Regions from separate parts of the Homo sapiens genome. Here region 2 is linked to region 1. A link is a loop called in an ENCODE intact Hi-C map of the cell type or tissue named here. Cell type or tissue: PC-3. All regions are shown on one strand.

Region 1 (8,000 bases):
AAGGATGCAGCAGTTCATTAACAAGAGGCAATGGAAAAGTGAGCTTCCACTTACGAAAATGCCATCTAGAGAAACACTTTCAGGTCTGTGCTGTGCCTATCCAAGCAGAAATTCTCTAGAGGACTGGAGAGTTTCCAGCTTTCCTCAAAATGGAATGGGTGATGACGGCTCTATGGGGGAGTTAGCGTTTCTTAAGGAAATTTTCTCTCAGGCATCTCTCTCTACGTGCTAGCAAGTTGCAGGGGAAAGCAGGTAATTCAGGGCACTAAATATAAGCCTGGGGATCAAATCCTTGCTCTGCCAATTTTATTTGAGGATTCTTGGCAAAATGACTTGAGCTTTCGGAGCCTTGGGCTCTTCATCTATAAAAAAGGGATGTATCAGATAGCTTTTGCTGAATAACAAATTTCTGAAAACATAGTGGCTTAAGATAACAAGCACTGAATATTTCTCATGATTATGTAAGTTGGCTGGGAAGTTCTTCAGGTGTGGGTAACCTCAGCTGGGGCTGGATGGTCAAGAACAGCCTCACTCCTATGCCTGTGGCCTCAGCTGGGATGGCTGGAGAGGTGGGCGCCTTGCTCCACATGGTCTCTCATCCCCGGGAAGCTAGCCTGTGCTTGTTCACAGAGTGGCAAAAGGGTTCAAAGCTGAGAGAGGGAAAGCCTTGATGCAAAAGCACTTTTCAAGCCCCTTACATTGTGTTTGCTAATGCCCCACTGGCCAAAGCAGGATGGTCAATACAGAATTGAGCGGATGGGGGAACAGACTCTACTTCTCGATGGGATGAGGTGCAAAATATTGTGGCTATTTTTTTTTAGTCTACCACAAAAAACAGCAACAAATCTACCCCAGTGGGTTATTGTGAGGCTCATATAAAATAATGCATGAAAATAAAGCTCTTGACATGGTCCTGGCACATAGTAGGTCTTCCGTGAACGTGAGTTTTCATTTCTTCTTTTTCTTCTTCTTGAGTAAGAGCACATCTTTATGAGAGGCATGATGGATCTGTTGACTCTAATTCCATTCTCTTTCAGAGCACATGGAAATTGAAGCCATGTGGGACTTAACAAGAGATCAAATAGTGCCTTAAACATCCCAGGGCAGCAGTCCTGTCCCCAGAGCCTGGGGCGGCCCCTGTGATGGAGCCTGTCTTTCCTGGTGCTCTGGGTCCCTCCCCTCCCAGCCTGCTGCAGGTCGGTCTTTTTCTCATTACAAATTGCTCATAAGCACACACATCCCCAGATGCCCGCATAAAAGCTGGTATTAAAGTTGTGTAATGGTGGTGTGAGCCTTGTTATTATTAGGGTAGCAGTAAGCTGTTCCCCAGAGCTTGGGGCTGTACTGGGCAAAGCTCTGGAAAAGCTGCACACTCTCTCCAGTGCAATCTGACCGCCCCCTCCCAGTGAGGCTGCAAAGAAGAGATACTGAGCTATGCAATTGTATGGTGAGTCAGTTATCAGGGGAGAAGAATTAGATTGTGAGGGTGGAAGCAGAGACCTCTGAGGAGAGAAACCCCTAGGGACAGAAGAGAAGCACTGGAGATCTTCAAAGGATTCTGCTGATGCATTTTCTCCAGGAAAAATTCCATAATATTTGGCACCTGCCAGAGAAATACTGCTCTGCATTTGATGGCATGTCATAGGGGACCAGGCTTCCTGCTCTTGTCAAGTCTTACCAACAACTCAGTGAGCTTGGCAGGAGCATCAGCCCCATTTTACAGATGTGGACTCTGGCGAGTCTTCACTCCTTTCCCAGGAATGCTCTCTCCTCTATTTAGTGGCCCCTCCTGTTCCTGGACCTTGGATCAGCTTATTCACTGATGATGACAGCGCTGATGAAACATTAATTCATGACCTCTGGAATACGCACTCTTTAACACATGTAAGTGTGTGTAGTGTGCGTGATTGAATATTAGATGAGAAATCAACCTTGGCCTCTTGCCACTGTAGCATCAAGGGTTCTCACAATGGCTGATGCAAATCTCATGATGAACACTGGGCTCAAGGGAAATGAGAGGCTACAAAGACCCGAGCCTGGAGGGTCAAATCACAAGCTAGGAAATGGGCAACTGCTTTTCAGAACACTGTTCAGAACCAGAATGGCAGAGGAGGCAAAAGATGAAAATTTTTTAAACCTTTCCTATATGGCAGAAACCGTGCTGAAGGCTTACATGGATTATTTCCTTTCATTACCACCAGCACCCCATTAAACATTAAACATTATCACCTGTGTTCAGTGCTCCCTTATATCTGGGACTCTTCTAGACACAGGATAATTTCTCTTTCCCACATCCTTGTTGGAGGCAAGACCATTTGAGAAACTTGACCAGTGACTGGTGAATGGGAGTGATGGACATCTTTTTTAGGCTGAAGCACTTAATAGTCTCCACGAGGCCCTCCAGTATCCTGGAAGCACATGGTAGACAGGGGTGACACATAGTTGAGACAGCCTGGATCTCTGAGCTTCCATGTAGAGGACAATAGCCTTGGGGAGATCCCTCAACCTCCAGCCAACTTTACTTGAATAAGAAATGCAACTTTGTTGTTGTAATCCACTGAGATTTCAGGGTTGTTTGTTATTGCAGCAAAACCTAGCATATTCTGCCTAGTGGATAGGCAGAATCATTATTTTATAGATGAGGAAATTAGGGCTCTGAATAGGTTAAAAACTTGCCAAGGGCACACAGAGCCTAAGTGGGAACACCAGGGTCTGAACCCACGTGTGGTTCCAGAGCCCAAGCTCTTAACCATGATATGATTAGACAAAAGTCATGGCCACTGGGAAGTCATTGAAGGACTTTTCAAACTGGAAGTAACCTGATGACCATAGGGTTTGCAGAAGCCTGCCCTGGCTTGTGTGTGAGGGGTGAGCTAGACTAAGGAGACAGAGCAACGCCCAGAGCAGTCAGTTCACCCAAGGTGTTGTCTTTCTCCCACATCTGCCACATGGAGGGGCAGACCTGTTACTCACCCTGCCTGGTGGTATTTGCATGTTTCAGAGGAAAGGACAGCAAGAGCTGCTTCGCCTTGGGAACAGGGAGGGCAGGAGGGGAAGGGGTAGCTGGTGTGGAGGCGGGGGAGATGCTGCCAGGGAGGGGGCAGGAAAATTCTCTACCCCTCTCCCGAATCACTGCAGCCCGCCCATGGCCCTCAGAGCTTACTCAATGCTGTCTTTCCCAGAGTGTTTCTCTTGGCAGAGACCTCCTCAGGGGCCCTACCTTATGATGAATGCCACACACCCAGGACAGAGTTTGGTAATTTCAATGGGTTTTTACCATCTAGTTCAGCCAGACGATTGAGATGTTTGTCTGTGGCAGGTTTGCCAAAGCTGGCCTTGGGTCACCTGGGGCTACAGACCATGCCCGTTCCCCCTCTCCAAGATTCTGATGCAGTCAGTTTGCCGTGGGGCCTTGGGCTCCCTGTGCTTAACAAGCCCTCCAGGGGACTTACACCCTCTCGCAGGTTTGGAAACAGTGACTCATGCAGTACCAAGTCAGTCTGACTGAGCTGTTTCGGGAGTGAGGTTATGGGATACTTTGGCATCCTGAACATAGCATGGAGCCCTTGTCCCCTGCAGCCAGAACAATTTTTCTGTCTATTGAAATTTCTTTACATTTTTTATGAAATTAAATTTGGAAAAGATTTATCCAGTTTTTAAAGTTTATTTTGTTTTTCAAGATGAAAACAAATGGTTTACTACATACCTGAACACTCCCTTTGTGAGCCCATGTGAGAATTTGCTTTAAGTCTCACTCCCAGGAATATCTGTGATTCTTGTGAGTGACGGTTTGCTTTTACCTTAGTGACACTGTGATTCTTGTAACTAATCATATATCCTCTCTGCTGTAGCAACTGGGAAGCCCAGAGCCAAATTTGCAGTTCCTCCTAGCAAAAATGTTCTGCAGCCACTGAAATTCATCTTATGTTTCTCCCCTCGTTTTTCAGTCATTTGCTATAATACCACCTTTTACAAAAAACGTTATTTGTATTTCTAAAAGCTTCACAAATCCTTTTTGGAATGAGGTGAAATGGACATGAATAAAGATAATTCTAGGGAAATAATTTCACAAAATTGCTGCCTCTAAGTTTCAGCTTGTAGGAACTACAGGACTTTGAGCAAAAGCCAGCCCTCCTCAAGTGATCCTGAAGTATCGACAGGGGAAATGGTGCTTCTGGGTTCCCGGAACAGAGGGAGGCAGGCTGAGAGGGTACCTGGCTATCCTGAGGCAGGGTGTGTTTTGTGATGCTGCCCTCTGGGCTGGGCAGTGTGAGTGGCCAGGGGCCATCTTCAGCATGGCAGAGTCCCCTCCTGCCCAGAAACAGCTTCCTTAGCACTGGAGGCATTCAACAGCCAGGGATTAATTCTTTTGGGTCTTGATAACTCTTCATTTTTCAGGGTCTCCACAAAAATCCAAATGTCTCTGGGCAGGGAGCAGGCCTCAGGTGTCTCAGGTAGCTCCAGCGGAATCCCCAGGAGGGATGGGAAGCAAACTTCCTGGGAAAATGAGTGAGCCAGGCTGTCCCAGTGGTTGAGTCATAAGGTTGGCAAAGGTGCGTGTGTGTCCTGGGTGGAGGAGGCAAAAACAGTGGCTTTTCCTAAGGCCCTGGGCCCCTATGGGCCTCCCTTCAGCCTAGGACTGGGATGTGGAAAGAGGAGAAGGAAGATGGAAAAAAGGACTACCTATAGCTTTGCCAAAGGCTGACCTGGCAGGGTCCTCAGGTGTTTCTGTGCACCCTCGAGAAAGATTGTACCTGCTGGGTTTTAACTCTGCCCTTAGCCCCGCTGCGGGCAGAGTGTGAGGAGGCCCTAGAGAGTGAAAACAGGGAACTATGGAGGGAAGTGTTTATAGTGAGACCTCAGAAGTGATGAAACCCCCCAATTACGGTTCCAGGCCTCGTTACCTCTCTCGGTGGTGCATTTGCGTGGTCTCTGGCCTCTTGGCCCAAAGGTCTCATGGCTTGAGTCCACAGGGACTCAAGCCCTATGGCCTAGTGGCTGTTCAGCCTCAGCGTTCCTCACAGGGCCAGCCCTGCCCTGGCCTTTCATGAGACACACGTGTGCATGCGTGTGTGTGAGTGCTAGTGAGGCCTGGTGGGCGCACAGAGGCCTGCCGACGTCTATTACATGGAGAAACATCTGTTTTCTGCAGAACATCCACAGTATCAGATGTTTTACTGCAAGGAACCCATTTTTTTAATAAAACGAAAATGAGACATGGAAATCAAGGTAACCACATTTTAAATGTTTATGGAAGATAAAGGTTTAACCACAAGTCTTTCATCAAATGGAGGACAGTAGAAAAAAGTTTAGGGAATGCCCTCTGGCTGTCCTCGCCTCTGCAGTGAAACCTTGAAGAGTCTCACCTCATCTAGTACCGGGGTCCTCCAGGCAGCTGGAAATAGTTAGCAGTGTGTCTAAATATTGTCGTGCAGCAGTCCCACCATCAGCCTGTCAGGCCACGACTGTTGTGGGGGAGAGAGATTTGTTCAACCGAAAAGCCCAGACTCAAGTGTGACCCACAAATGGTGCGTTGGGGCACAGAGCAGCCCTAGAGGGGAGGCCTCTGCTAGGAGAATGGGCCTCCTCTCTGATTCCTGAGGGTGTGAGCAGATGGAGGTGGGTGGGCCTGGGCAGGCTTGCCCCTTTTTTCCTGGTGTCCAGGGACCAGGGGCCCTGGGTTAGGGTGAGAGGCCCCTCCAACTCCTCCCACGAAAACAGGAGTGAGGTTTATGGCAGCTCTGTGGGGGACTTTGTCTCCTTAGATACCCACCATATGCGTCGTTGGTGAAAAGTCCTCAGGTGCCACCATCATTCCCATTCAACATCGTCACTGCTAGGGAAGGAAAGGCAGCATTTTCTCTGCAGTTACGTGGTCACCAGAATGGAAAATAACCTTCCTGCACATTTCAAGGATTCTTCCTCCCAAGACTGACGTGCACTGATATGTTATCTCATTTTCTCAGAGATTTCCATGTTATACTTGAGAAAACAGGGAGCCCAGAACCTCCAGACACAGTTCTGAGGAGGCTTCCTGGAGCACGAGCAGAGAGAAGGGCTGGGTCCTCTTCCTGGGGCTCACAGGGGGAAATGGAGACTTGTGATAGAGCCCCCCAGGGTGGCACTCCCTCACCTCTCCTCCACGGTCTGAAATCAGTCGCTCCACTTTGGACCTGAAGTAATTTTTCCATTTTAGAACAATCCCTCATTCCACAGCCCCATGCCAGGGACTTGTCTCTCTCACCATCAGCCGCCGCGTCCCCCAGAAACACACAAAGTGTAAGATGGAGCGAGGAATCAAGTTGAAGGATGTGACCCGCAGTTTATAGTGGGGCCCTCCAGACACCCGATCCCGTGTCTGAGCTCCATTACCACGGCTCTGGCCGCTGGCTGATTCGCCTTTCCTGAAAGGAGAGAGGTTCTCCAGGGAGAGGATGCCGGGGAGGAGGGAGCGGGGCGAGAGAGCTGTAAGCCTCGTGTGGAGGCTGGGTTCTGGGCGTGCTTTGGGTCTCCGTGGCTTCACCACTGTGCAGATCCCTCCTGGTGGTGGTGGTGGTGGTTGTCGGGGGAGGCGGGGGCAGGTTGTGTACTGTAGGAGTGAAATGAGATGGAGCCCACTGGGGGCTGTTTGGGCTTGGCAGTGAACTGGGTTTAGGGACCAGAGGTATCTTCTTCCCCGTCAGCCCTAACCCAAGCCATGTTCGTCTTGCTGATTTAGCAGGAACTAAAACGTAAAAGGGATTTCAACTGGGGCAGTGAAACCAAAGGTATTTCCTAGGCTCGTAAACCTCTTATGCTATCAAATAAACTGGAAGATTCTGCTTGGTGCACAAGCTCCATCGTTATTAGAGGTGCCATCGTCCAGCTGTTTGGCAAAGAGTTGCCCACAGAACAAGTTCTGTTTTCTTAGGCCTATGATGGAGGAACATTTGCGAAACCTTGAGACGTGCTATCTAGCCAGGGTCCTTTCGAAAAGTCCGTCCAGCCTGAGACTCTGATTGTGGGAATCCCAGAGTGCACGCGGCCAGCATGGAGTGGCTTCAGCAATCCTGGAAACATCTGTAACCAGGAGTTAGAACAAACCCACAATGCAGAGCCAGGAGCAAGGTAGGGTCTCAATAAATATTTGTTGAATGAATAACTTTGAATAGGAATCAAGAGAATCAGATCCTAGTCCTGGTTCTGTCATTTACCAACTAAATGTGGAACTCCTGAGCCTCAGTTTCAGCTTCTGTGAAATGGCCTGGGAAATCTGTCCTGGACACCTCTGAGGGTCTGCTTTGAGGATCAAGTGAGAGAGTGGATGTAAAAGTATAGGCGCTCATGTTAACATATTCCTCTTGTTTTCAGAGGCCTCCTTTTAATAACCAGTCATGACCTTTGTTCACACAAATGTATCTGCCCTTTCGTAGACTGGTTTCTATGATAGCCGGTGCCGACTCTTTAGGGAAGCTGTTCTGTTAGGTTTTCTCCAACAGTGTGATATAGAATAGTCTTGAATGTGAGCCTTTCTATTGCTCTCTCGAGAGTGTGTGTGTGTGTGTGTGGAAGAGAGGAAGGGAGGGAGGGACGGCGACATAGATGGGGTGGGATATATTCTTGTTCAAGGAGAGTCCTTCATTTTCAAGGTCTCTCTGGAAAAGCCACAGCCAGCCTTGTCTGTCTTCACACCACTGTCTCCTTCCAGACAGTTCTCATTTCTTTCAGTTTTCCAGGAAGGTGGAGCTCCTTTTCTTTGGGTCCGGCCGTATTCTTGTTGGTAATATTAAAATAATGATGGCTCATTTTTTGTATGGAACTTTCCCACTTAAAAACCACTTCTCAATAACAAAATTACTGCCAATGTGTTAGTCACCATGCTAAGCATTTTATATACCATAAACAAATGACAAACTAAGAAAAAAATATGGCATCTATGAAGGTTAAAGTTTATCACATAGAAAGAGCTTTAAAAATCAATAAAAGGTATGTCCCAAAAGAAAAATGGACAAAGGACAAGA
Region 2 (8,000 bases), 200 kb before region 1:
AATGTGGAAGAGTCAAAATCTTGTGTGTAAAGAAATTAAGATACTATGATGCATCTAATGAAAGCAGTTGGTATCATAAGCAATATGTTAGATCAGGTCAGTGCATTTTTCTGTATAATAAGTGAATATTTAGACCACTTGGTTAGTAATGGACCTTTTATTTAATTTTTTCCTTAAATATTCTCATCAGATTTCATCGGCTGTTCTTGAAATCTATACCTGGAGAGATATATATGAAATTTTTACAGTAATCTAAAGCTAAAAGCGTTCTTACGTCCAAAAGAGCTTGTAGTTTCCCTTTAGTTGTTTCATGACATAATTCCCTCTCTAAAATGATCATCTTCTTAAATCTGAGCTAAAAATCTTGCTTCTCCTGGGAAGCTGCTTCTTAGCACAGCAGCTCAGCGTGATCTCTGTCTCCTTACCATGTACTCTTTTGGTGGTTGCCTTATAATAATAATGGCAGAAGGAATAGAAATAGTAGTCATACTGGGAGCTGCTAATAGTAATTTTTTAAGCACTTAGTATATGTGAAACATTGTGGTAAGTATGTTACCAAGATTATTTTATCCTTTCTATTCCCCTGTGAGGTATTTATTATTATCCCCACTTTTTAAAATTTATTTATTTATTTATTTTATTTTATTTTATTTTATTTTTTTTGAGATGGGGTCTCGCTGTCACCCAGGCTGGAGTACAGTGGTGCGAACTCGGCTCACTGCAAGCTCTCCCTCCGGGGTTCATGCCATTCTCTTGCCTCAGCATCCCAAGTAGCTGGGACTACAGGCGCCTGCCACCACGCCTGGCTAATTTATTTTTTTGTATTTTTTAGTAGAGACGAGGTTTCACCATGTTAACCAGGATGGTCTCGATCTCCTGACCTCATGATCCACCCACCTCGGCCTCCCAAAGTGCTGGGATTACAGGCGTGAGCCACCGCACCCAGCCTATCCCCACTTCTAAAATAGGAAACTGAGGCTTAAAAAGGCCACATAGCCAGTAAATGTGCACATAATATTTGTGTACCTAATTTCTATGATAAAAGGGTACTTTCATTTATAAAAAAATAAAATCCAGAATTTCTCAAGTTGCTATTGAGAAGGTATCTCCCAATAGTGTGTTGGAAAAAATATTTAGACCATATTTTCTGAGAGGTAACAATCCCTCAGGCCTCCCGCTGCTGAAGATACTGCTGTTTCTTCTTAACCACTGGCCCATGTGTGTAAATAATTGTCACAGTATTATAGGTGAGACAGAATTACAACATTCCAACAAGATTCTATGAAAATAGAAGATAATAAAATGGAGAATCATTCTATGATTCTAATTACTCTAATTTCAAAGTCTAGCTGTGTCATCAGTGTGTGATTCATTTTAAGTATCTGTGTCTTCCTTCTGTGTCTTAGCTCACTTCTATGTGGCAATGACCATGTTTAATATATACCTAGAAACTTTGAGTCTTTAAAATCTGGTCCTGGAGTCAAATATTCAAAGAGCTTGGAGTCTCTACTCTTGGTTTTCCAGAGTCCACTTTCTTTTCAATTCCTATTTCTCATTGGGAGTCTTTCTTTTTCCTGGTGATTGATGCCAGGGGTGACTTTTTACGTTATGTGAGATCTGAGCTACCTACGAGTGTGGATTTTTTACCTTTAAGTCCTCTAAAAGTTTGCTGTATAAGAATATAACAGAACTTCAAAATTTATATGTGTGTTAAGCATATGTAAGAAAATAACCCTCATTACTACATCTCACTGGCCAGTTTATCAGCTTATTGAAAACAGAAGTTGTCTTCTATATATATGCTTATATTCCCCCACAATGCATGGTACATGGCCTCTAAATTGGATGGATATAGTAGATGGATGATATTAAACTGTCTATTATGGATTTAAAGTGGAAGATTGAGTGTATGTTTTATTCCTTCTCTCCTTCTGAAATTGATTAAAATGACATGATAGAATGAAAGCATAAACCTACTAAGATAAAACCTACTAAGATAAAAGGAATGGGAAAGGAGATAGCAACAACAACAACAAGATTTGAAGCTTAAAGCAGATAGATGAGCAATAAGTCACCTAGTCAACTTGAGAACATTGAATTCTAAGACAGCATTGTAGAAAATACAGAACTAACCTGGGATGGATCACGAAACCCCTATAGGTTCAGGAAATGGTGCCAAGTACTTTGGAAGTATGGTGAGAGCGTTGAGGCTAGGTTGAAAATGAAAGTATTGGTTGAAAGTCTGTTTAAAAAGCAACGAGACCAAATTAAACATAGGCCCAGCAATTTCACTCCTAGGCATGTCTCCAGAAAAATTGAAAACAGGTACTCAACCAAAATACTTGTACACAAGTGCTTATAGCAGCATTATTTATAATAGCTAAAAGTTGGAAACAACTCACATGATGAAAGAATGAACAAAATGTGGTATAGCCATACAATAGAATATCATTCAGCCGTAAAAAGAATGAAGTACTGGTACATGCTACAACACCATATGAACCTCAAAAATGTCATGCCAACATAAGTAAAAGAAGCCAATCCCAAAAGACTACATATTGTATGGTTATATGAAATGTGCAGAACAGACAAATCTGTAGAGATTGAAAACTGACTGTAGGTTGTCAGGGACTGGGGAGAGACAGGAATGGACAGTGACTGCTTAATGGGTACAGGTTTTTCTTTTGGCATAATGAAAATGTTTTGGAACTTGATAGGAGATGGTGGGGCACAATATTGCAAGTATGCTAAGTAGCACTGACTTCTGTACTTTAAAATAGTTAATTATATGTTATGGGAATTTCACCTCAATAAAATAACAATAACAATTAACATCCCCTTCCACACAATTGAGGAACTATCTTTTTACTACCTTTGCAGAAGACTGGGGATTTGTTCTCTGGAGAGGGTTAAACAGAAGGTTTCTACGATAGAGGGCACAGCTTACAAATGAGAGTGGGGATGCTACTGAAGTAAAGGGTAGTTGAGTAAATATTTACATGCTGTTTTAGAGATGTTAGGAATAAACCTGTGCAGATAAGAGGATTCTGCCAATACAAGAGACAACATTGAAGAAACTTGGGATTAGAGGTACCACAAAGAAATGGCCAGAGCACCCAAAGTAAGCCATAGTTGACAAGCCTTACCACTGGGCAAAACACTTAAAGTCATTGTTTTAGCATCCTGCCCCTGGTGGACAGTCAGAGGTCACCTAACATGTAATGAAAACTTCTACTATTAATATTAAAAACAGATGCCAGAATACACTAGGGAAGAAAAAAAGCTACTTGGAGGAAATAGAGATGATGAAGACAGAAGAAAAAGTTTAACATTCTCAGAGAAATAAAAAAAAAATTATTTATTTGGAGATATATTTACATAAAGTAAAAGTCACCCTTTTTAGGTACATCATCTATGAATTTTGAAAAGTTTATACTAGTTGGGTAACCTTCAGTCTACCTCCATTATGTCAGGATACAGAAAATTTTTTTCAGTTCAACATCTTTCTCAGCTTCTTGTTCAAAAATGTAATTATTACTTAGAGGGTCAGGATTACAGTAGATTTGCATCGACTTCTAAAACTACATTTTAATAAGCATTATAGTGAAAAAATTCTAATTTAGAGTTGTTGACTGAAAAAGACAACATGGGGGAATTTTACTTATTTTCCTCTGTTCCTGTCTGATGTCAAGGAGAAGGATAAAATGAGATGAATATTGGACTTTAAAAATACAGATATCTAATATTGCTAGATAACAGGATGAGACAAATTTTAAAGAGAGTACAGTTCAGTATAGTCTTTTAAGCAAATAAACTGATTTGCTCCAGAAGCTTTAGGATTCTAGATATTTCATAGAACTGAAAGGCCAAAACCCATGACATTCTTTTTATTCTTTGGATATAAGACATATTATGAGTGAGGAGAAATGTTGCTTTCAAGGCTACTGCATGTGGTCATGCAAGTTATATACTCAATCACTTTACCATAGGAAGTAGCTCTGGTTGCATATCTTTTAGGATGGTAATCTTTACTCAGTCTGGGATCCCTTCCCAACTTTTGGTGTGTCAAATGTAATTTTTTTCTCTAATGCTTAACTTTTTCTATTAATATCCCATATTAATTGTCTTCCTCTATACATTGACCTATGTTACCATTTAATAAATTAGCATTTATTAAAAAACCTAAAATCCCTATGTGTACTTTATGTTCTTGTTTCAGTGGTCTGTCTAGACTACCACAATGCAACTCTCTCAATTTCTGTGGCTTATAATATGCCTTGCTTTAATTTTTTAAAATTGCATTTTTCATAGCATTTCTTTTGTGTTTTGCAAATGAACTTTAAAGCCTTTTAATAAATACAGTTGACCCTGTGCACGTGCCCACGGATTCAACAGTGGATTGAAAATATTTTTAAAAAACAACACAGCAATAAAAGTAATATAGATTTGAAAATATAGTATAACAATTATTTACATAGCATTTACATTGTATTAGGTATTAAATGTAACCTATAGGTGATTTAAAGTAAATGGCAGGGTATGTGTAGGTTCTATGCAAATGGTACTCCATTTTATATAAAGGACTTGAGCATCCGCAGATTTTGGTGTCTGCAGGGGTCCTGGAACCAATCACCCAAGGATACAGGATGACTGTACTTTTAAAAGTCTATAGTATATAGAGTGAAATTCTGTGAAATTTCCACTTTCATCCTTGTTCTGCATGTTTTATTTTTATTATTCATGGGTTTGTGTGTGTGTGTGTGTGTGTGTGTGTGTGTGTTTAACGTTGTGAATAGGTTTTTCTCCATGATTTGATGTTTTTATTGTTTTTATTACATTTTAATTTCACCATACTGTACGTAAAATCTCTGTAATTTATTAACTTATAACTACAATTATGTACCCTTTCACCAGCATCTCCCCATTCTCTCCACTCCCCAACTCCTGTGTTATTGGTTCGATAGCATATGGTAGAAGCATCAATTTTTGTTTGTGTGTCTTGAAACTACCCAACTAATTGGAACCTTATTAGTTCTGTTATTTTTTCATTTGACTTGCTTAGGTTTTCTAGGTAGACAATCATCATACATAAATAATGTCATTTCAATATTTATATCTTCCCTTTTTGTCAAGTTGCATCAACTAGAGTTTTCTGAACAATGGTGAATAGTAGTGATACAGCAAACTGTTGTCATTCATTATATGTGGGCAAAATAGTATTTGGCATACATTTGGACATACTACATTTTAAAAAATAATAGCTTCATTGAGATATAATTTACATAACATAAAATTTACCCTTTTAAAGTGTACAAGTCAGTGTTTTCTAGTATAGTCAGAGTTGCACAACTATCACCACCGTCTAGTTTTATAACTTCATCCTAAAAAGAAACCCATGCCCATTAGCAATCACTTCCTTTACTGTCTTCACTCACCACCCAAACTCCTGGCAAACATGAATCTACTTTCTCTCTGTATGGATTTTCCTGTTCTGGACAGTTCATATAAATGAAATCATACAATATGTGGTCTTTGTGACTGGCTTCTTTCACTTAAGCATAATGTTTTCAAGATTCAACCATGCTGTAGCATGTATCAGCACTTCATTTCTTTTTATTGGCAAATAACATTCTATTGTATGGGTATACAACATTTTGTTTAGTCATCAGTTGATAGATTTTTTTTTTAACATTTTTGGCTACTATGAATAAGGCTGCTATGAAAATTCATGAATAAGATTTTATATGGACATATGTTTCCATTTCTCCTGAGTGTATGCCTGAGAATAAAAATTGGGGCACATGTAACTATGTTTAACATTTTCCAGAAATCTTTTTGACTTCTATTACTTTGCTGTCCTCGTCATTTATTCTCTGCCTCTTTCATTACTTCCTCCTTTTCTTCTCTGTCTCAAAATGTACACGTTCCCTAAGTTTTGGGCCATAACTCTTCCTCTCTCTTAATTCTCTTTATCAGCAATTCATTAGACTCCCTTTTCCTGAGCTACCTCCCTCTTACTTTCAAGAATCTTTTGTCAGCCTGATCATTCTCAACCTCGAGCTCTGCATTATTACTGTCCACTAAATAACGCATTCTTGATTATCTTGCCGGCAGGAAAGTAGCACCATCTCTCTCTAAAGCCTGGACATAGGAGTTATAAAAATGTCGCATGACATTTTTGTTTTCTCAGTGCATACAAAAGTTATGTTTATACTATAGTGTGTTAAGAATCTAATGGCATTATATCTCAAAAAATATGTACACATCTTACTTAGAAAATATTGTTTAAAATGCTAATGATCATCTGAGCCTTCAGCAGTTCACAGTCTTTTTGCTGGTGGAGAGTCTCGCCTTGATGTTCATGGTTGCTGACCAGAGTGGTGGTTACTAAAGGCTGAGATGTGGTGGCAGTTTCTTAAAATAAGACAACAATGAAGTAGTCTGCTGTATCAATGGACTCTCCTCTCACAAAAGGTTTCTCTGTAGCATGTGATGCTGTTTGGTAGCCTTTTACATTCAGTAGAACTTTATTTAAAATTGAAGTCCATATTATCCATTCCTGCTGCTGCTGCTTTATCAGTGAAGGTTTCTCTGTAGCATGTGATGCTGTTTGGTAGCCTTTTACATTCAGTAGAACTTTATTTAAAATTGAAGTCCATACTATCCATTCCTGCTGCTGCTGCTTTATCAATGAAGTTTATGTAATATTTGATATCTTTTATCATTTCCACAACGTTCATAGCATCTTCACCAGGAGTAGATTCCATCTCAAGAAAACACTTTATTTGCTTGTCCCTAAGAAAGCAGCTCTTCATTATGTCAAGTTTGATCATGAGATTACAGCAATTCAGTCACATCTTCAGGCTCCACTTCTAATTCTAGTTTTCTTCCTATTTCCACGACATCTGAAGTGACTTTCTCCACCAAAATATTGAATCCCTCAAAGTCATCCATGAGAGTTGAAATCACTGTCCTCCAAACTCTGGCTAATGTTGACATTTGCCCTCCTCCCATGAATTATGAATGTTATTAATAGCATCTAGAATGGTAAATCCTTTTCCAAAGATTTTCAACGTACTTTGCCCAGATCCTCAGAGAAATCACCATCTATGGCAGCTATAGCCTTACAAAATGCATTTCTTAAAAAATAAGACTTGAAAGTCAAAATTACTCCTTGATACATGGTATGCAGAATGGATGTTGTTTTAGTAGGCATGAAAACAGTATTAATCTTGTACATCTCCATCAGAGCTCTTGGATGACAGGTGCATTGTCAATGAGCACTAATATTTTGAAGGGAATCTTTTTTTCTGAGCAGTAGGTCTCCACAGTGAGCTTAAAATATTCAGTAAACCATGCTATAAACATATGTGCCATCGTGCAGGCTTTGTTGTTTCATTGATAGAGCACAAGCAGAGTAGATCTAGCATAATTCTTAAGAACCCAAGGATTTTCAGAATGGCAAATGAGCCTTGACTTCAGCTTAAAGTCACCAGCTGCATTCCCCTCTAATAAAATGAGTCAGGCTGTCTTTTGAATCTTTGAAGCCAGGCATTGACTTCTCCTCTCTAGCTATGAAAGTCCTAAATAGCATCTTCTTCCAAGAGAAGGCTATTTTGTTTACATTGACAATCTGCTGTTTATTGTAGCCACCTTCATTATGATCTTAACTAGATCTTCTGGACAACTTGCTACAGCTTCTACATCAGCAATTGCTGTTTCACCTTGTACTTTTATGTTAGGAAGATGGCTTCTTTCCTTAACCCTCACAAACCAGCCTTTGCTGTTTTCAGACTTTTCTTCTGCAGTTTCCTCACCTCTCTCAGCTTTCATGGAATTGAAGAGAGTTAGGACCTTGCTCAGGATTACACTTTGGCTTAAGGGAATGTTGTGGCTGGTTTAATCACTCAGACTTTCTCCATATCAGCAAAAAGCTGTTTTGCTTTCTTATCATTTGTGTGTCCACTGGAGTCACACTTTTAATTTCCTTCAAGAACTCT

Evidence for each region. Peaks named below come from ENCODE experiments on the same cell type or tissue, not always from the same donor. Only the 100,000 strongest peaks of a DNase experiment are listed, where the experiment ranks them.
Region 2: it touches region 1 in a loop (4-fold over the local background); 2 of 110 quality-filtered maps call a loop at or near these places.

What each region holds. Positions count from the first base shown.
Region 1 is chr2:45,279,376-45,287,375 of GRCh38, reverse strand. No RefSeq gene overlaps it. Among named protein-coding and RNA genes, the nearest start is that of LINC01121, 28 kb to the right of the region's middle. In PC-3, no CTCF peak of the experiment used is centred here; DNase peaks (open chromatin) are centred at 2,975, 3,415 and 4,525; H3K4me3 peaks cover 625 bases; H3K27ac peaks cover 6,509 bases.
Region 2 is chr2:45,479,394-45,487,393 of GRCh38, reverse strand. The region is part of intron 15 of SRBD1 (S1 RNA binding domain 1); the gene reads left to right. Among named protein-coding and RNA genes, the nearest start is that of SRBD1, 130 kb to the left of the region's middle. In PC-3, a CTCF peak has its summit at 3,199; no DNase peak of the experiment used is centred here.